Regions from separate parts of the Mus musculus genome. Here region 2 is linked to region 1. The links are chromatin loops, found by intact Hi-C in ENCODE. Cell type or tissue: heart. All regions are shown on one strand.

What was found. Peaks named below come from ENCODE experiments on the same cell type or tissue, not always from the same donor. Only the 100,000 strongest peaks of a DNase experiment are listed, where the experiment ranks them.
Region 2: a loop joins it to region 1, with 2.7 times the contacts of the local background. A loop is called at or near these places in 6 of 42 quality-filtered maps.

Annotation. Positions count from the first base shown.
Region 1 is chr17:50,187,895-50,190,394 of GRCm38, reverse strand. Rftn1 (raftlin lipid raft linker 1) reads left to right here. Exons shown (of 10, transcript NM_181397.2): 1 at 1-174. Among named protein-coding and RNA genes, the nearest start is that of Rftn1, 1.4 kb to the left of the region's middle. In heart, a CTCF peak has its summit at 943; DNase peaks (open chromatin) are centred at 564 and 904; H3K4me3 peaks cover 1,144 bases; H3K27ac peaks cover 853 bases.
Region 2 is chr17:50,051,841-50,054,340 of GRCm38, reverse strand. The region is part of intron 5 of Rftn1 (raftlin lipid raft linker 1); the gene reads left to right. Among named protein-coding and RNA genes, the nearest start is that of Gm52302, 19 kb to the right of the region's middle. In heart, no CTCF peak of the experiment used is centred here; a DNase peak (open chromatin) is centred at 1,410.

The DNA of each region.
Region 1 (2,500 bases):
CGGCCAGCGCCGGAGGGACAGACGACAAGCGAGCGGCCGCGCCCCGCGCTCTGCCCCCACCCCCGGGGTCGCGTCGTCCGCGCGCCGCCCTGCTCTGCATGGCACAAACTTTCATCCCGGGACACAGCACGCTGTCTCCGCCCGCGCCACGGTCACCGCTGCTGGTCCCCTAAGGTAGGTGGGCGTGCGGCGGGCCGGCGAGGTGGCGCGCAGAGGCCTGGGTCGCTGGCTCTGCTGGCCCGGGATCCGGGTGAGCAGGCGACAGCTCCTCGTGGCACCTCGGGGGCTCCGGAGCTGTTAGGCGAGCCCCCTGGTGCAGGTCGCGTGGGGATGGGGACAGATCGATGGGACGCCAGATTCTGGGCCAACTTTTTTTCCCCCGATGAAGAGGGGGAAAAAAAGCAAAACAAACAAGCGAGAGAGCGTTGGGGTGAGAGGTCGCCTGCTGGGGGTCCTGGGCTTCGCAGGCGGAGGTCTGCTAGAAGGACGCGGAGGGGAGCTTGGAGGCTACAGGTGGGTCAGGACCCGGGGCCTTAGTGGGTACTGGGCCCGGAGCAGATGGGAGTTGCCACCGCCCACGTGCACCCGGAGACCTGGGCTCGACCCAGGGAAGAGGTGTGCGACTCTTGAGAGCAGGCAGGAGGGTACTCGGTGGAAATACTGAGAGCTAAATCCCAGGCACCAGAAATGGGGCTTTTCTCCTCTGAAAAGGGGATTTTTTTTCTTGCCTTGTTGTAACACACTTTTCTAGGCATGGGGCACACCAGGATGGGCATGGGGTCTGGGCGAGGAGGAGGGAGTGTGTATTTAAAGAAGCCTGACTGTCAGGCGAGTGCGCCAGGTCTACTGGCATCACTGTCTTTGGAGGCCAGAATCGCGCAGAGGGCAGGGTTAGCCCCGCGCGTGCTCCCTGATGCCTGTTGGCTGCTGGCTCTCAGCTGCCCCCTGTGGGCGGTGGGTGGTGTGAGTGAGTTTGTTTAGGGGCTTACAAACAAAAACTATTTTTTAAAAAGAATCTGGCACAGATCTTTGTATATGAGTGGCTGCCTAACTGCCCAGCAACAGACCCTCTGTTCATACAGCTGTTTTCAGAAGGGGCGCAGGGAGGTGGGGTGGGAGTGGGTGGTGGTGTTAAGGTCAGAACAGGTGTCTCCCAACGGCTACTATGGAGTGTCATCTCAGGATAAGCCTTTTCCAGGAAGGAAGCCCAGGGTGTAATGTGAGTGGCCTACAAACCCATGGGTAGGGCCATTGAACCCAGCATACCCGTGGCTGCCAGGATTCCTAATTTGTACCTTCTGACCAGCTGGATTCTGAGGAAGTTCAAGTGACACCAGATGTCACCAGCCACTCATCCTCAGGGGTTAAACAACGAGCTGTGTGGTGCTGTGCTCTGACCTCAGTTAAGCAGTGTTACCTAGAGTGAGCTTGCAGACTCTTCTGCCTTCTGTAGAGGTTTCATGAGGTCCGAGCAATCGCAGCCTCAAGCTGGGGAAGCCTCCCTGTGCCTCCATTAGTGGGGTAGGACACTGTGTCGTTTTGTCCCGTCCCCCCGACCCCCATCGTGGACAAGGGACAAATGAGGCAGATTGCGTAGTTAGCTAATCGATTTGGTGCAGGAATAAATTGGGGCTACTAGTCAGTGAATTTTTTTCTCTGCCTCTGGAACAGGGTTTTTTGGGGCTTGATTTCAGTGACTGCTTTGTATGTGGGGAAGCAGGCTGAGTGGTGGGAATCCCTGTAAAGTGCCTAGAGTTTCTCCAGGCTTCACTTATGTCAGAGATGGAGCTGGGTGGTCCCATGGCTGGGTGGCCATGGCTGCCTTATCAAATGTGAACTTGGTAGGCTAAGAAGGGGGTACTCCCATATTTCTATACCACTTTCGATTTTTATTGTTGTTGTTGAGGCAAGGTTTCCCTGTGTAGCCCTCACTGGTCTGGATCTACCACTATGTAGACCAGGTTAGCCTCCAACTTGCATTGATTCTTCCTTCCAAGCACTGAGATTATATGTACCACCACACCTAGCCCCCATTAAAACAAAACAAAACATTATATAGTAAAGTTGTAACAGAGATCATACAAATACCTAGGAGGGCACAGTGGCATACGCCTGTAATCTCAGAATCCAGAAGGTGGAGGAGGCTGGAGAAAATTGAGTTAGAGGCTAGCCTAGGCTACAAAAACAAAGACCCACCATACCTAGATTTTCTAACATTTCGCTGGATTGACTTTAGTGCACACCTAGGCACCATCCATCGCTCCAGTGTGCTGCTTTATGCATTTTAAAATAAGCTACAGTCTTAGTACAGGGTTACTTTATAAGTGTCTCAACTCACATGTTCAATGTGTGTTCAGTAACACACACATAACAGTGGAATAGTCTGCACATTGTTTTGACATATGTATGCACTGTGCAACCCGATTCTTATCAAGACAGGTAATACACCATCAACCTGGGTTTCTTCATGGCCCCTATCTTCCCGGTGGCAACCACTGCT
Region 2 (2,500 bases), 140 kb after region 1:
CAATAGAATACCCACAGAGTTGCCTTAGTGTATTTGTTTAGACCTTTCTATACCATGTCCCCAGTCACCATTTCTACTCTGTATTAGCTAAAAACACTTGAAATTGACCTCTTGCAAGTGATTTGGCTGCTTGAGAATAGGGGCAGTGAGTTGATTTTATTTTGTTTATTTATTTTTTGCTAAGTCAGCACTTCTTGAGGAAAAAAAGATGGGATGGTCAGATCTGAGATCTAATGGCAGGGTTTCCCTGAAAGGACTGCCTCAATTCTGAAATACAGTAGAGCTATCATTTATTCAAGACCTTGATCTTTGGTTTAGAGATACTGGTAGGGTTTTTTTCACTTCGCTGAGGTAGACTACTGTCTCACCTTGATGGTGGCTTGGGTTTAGATCTGGTGTGAGGGTCTGACAAGCTCCATCGTGAGGCTGGGGGGCTGAGCATACTAAATTCTGAGAGGGAGGGCGACTGTAGAGCCATGTGGAAGATGAGGGTCCAGGTCAGGCATGAAACCCGGGAGGGAGGCATAGCAGCCATGGGAGACAGGCAGCACCATGGAGAGAAAACCCATGTCTGTGTGCACCTTCTAGCTAGGTGGTCGTCTTGTCCAGATACATGCCACTAACATCCCCATGGGAGCTCTTATTCAGGGCCCTGGCTGCACAGTGCTACCCCTCACAGAATCCTTTTAAGAAGAAATGAGACAGTTGATCCCAAGAGTCTATCAGGAGTGTGGAGACTGTGTTCCAGAACCCACCTTTCTCCTAGACCTTGAGAAGGTTCACTTTCTGGGTTTGACCTTTAACCCTTTCCTAGAACCCTTCCCAGATGTCCAGTGCCCTATTTCTGCTCTAGGGCTCCTTGACTCTCTCTCTCTCCATTGCCCAGGTTCTACTATGGCTGAAGATTGACACCAAACCCTCCTGTAATGCCCAGAGCACTTAGGCCTGCAGTCTCCATTTCCTGGGGTCCTTGTCCTTTTCTGCAAATTCAAATCCTTTGGTCACTGGTGGGTTAATGTGTCACGGAGGCCTCAGTCCAACAGTGCGTGGGAAGGGGGTTTCCAGCTGGAGACAGGCCAGGGGCTTGAGCCACACAGCCCATTTTAGTCCTCCCAAGTAGACAGCTCGTGCTCTCTCTCTCACTCTCTCTCTCTCCCTCTCTCCCTCTCTCCCTCTCTCCCTCTCTCTCTCTCTCTCTGTGCATATCAGCAGCCCCCACCCTGCCTTGCAAGCAATCACAGCACTCTCCTTCCATCTCCAGCCTTTTCAAATTAGTTGGTAGACACACGTTGCTAGTGGAGGGCCTTGGTCCAGTTTTCCCCAGGTGTTATCTCGATTACACTCACCACAACTATGACAGGAGATGCTACTGTGGCTCCCAGCTCACAGATAAGGACCGTTCCCTTCCTGAAGGCTGGACATTTAAGGACCCTGTCTCCACAGGTCAAAGCCCTTATCTGACCCCAGCTTCTCTCCTGAGCCTTTCCCTAGGGAGTTTAGCTTGTTTCCTTCTCTGGGGCGTCTGTTCACTGCCCTGCCCTGAAAAACACTCACAGGGCACCCAACCCCAGCCTCACCATCCCATACCCTGCTCAGCTGTCTGCTTGCCCCCTAAAGAGGTTGTAATGTTTAAGTCTCTTTCTGCAATCACAGCAAGACACTTTAAAAGGATTGCAGAAATTGCCTCCCTTGGGTAGGAAGCAGCTAGCAGTAGATCCAGTCAGGGACAGTTCACAGTGGTCTTAAAGGAGCTACAGGGAACATGGCTGGGCTGACCCATCCCTGCATTGTGGTGCTGATGTTAAAGGGAGAACAGGTGGGCTGACCCCATCCCTGCATCATGGTCCAGATGTTCAGAGAGAGAGCTGTTGGGCTGACCCCATTCCTGCACTGTGGTGCTAGTGTCAGCAGGGAGAGCAGGTGGACTGTCCCCATTCCTGCATGGCGGTCCAGGTATTATACCCTTCTGGATCTTCTTGTTCATTAATTGGGGACTTCTTGCCTGGGGACTTCCTGATGATATGAAGTCACTGTGAGATACACCCCAGTACCCCTTACAATACCTTTGATCAAGAAGCAAGAACCACTTGGGTGTGCTAGGCAGAGCAGGGGTGTTGTGCCAGGCAGTCAGATTTGAGGCCTGGGGTGGTTGTGCTGTGTATTTTTCTTCCCGGAGTTTATGGAGGTACTTAGACCTTGTCACTCTGCCTCCTCCACCTGAGCCACTTGGTGCGACGTCTCTAGGCTCCCACTGAGTCCATGAACAAATGTCCCCAACTATGGCTACCAGCATCTACTTTGTATTCTATTAAATTAACCTCTTACAAGAATGGGGCATGAGCCCAGAGTCTGAGAGGATTGAAAGATCCCAGGCTCTGCCACTCACTGTCAGGGATTCTGAGAGATACACCTGAACCTCCCGTGGAAGTTGAGAGCATCAGGTATCGTGGGAGGTCACACCTGGCTGAGGTACCTACATCTGGGTCTGCTGGGTTTGTCG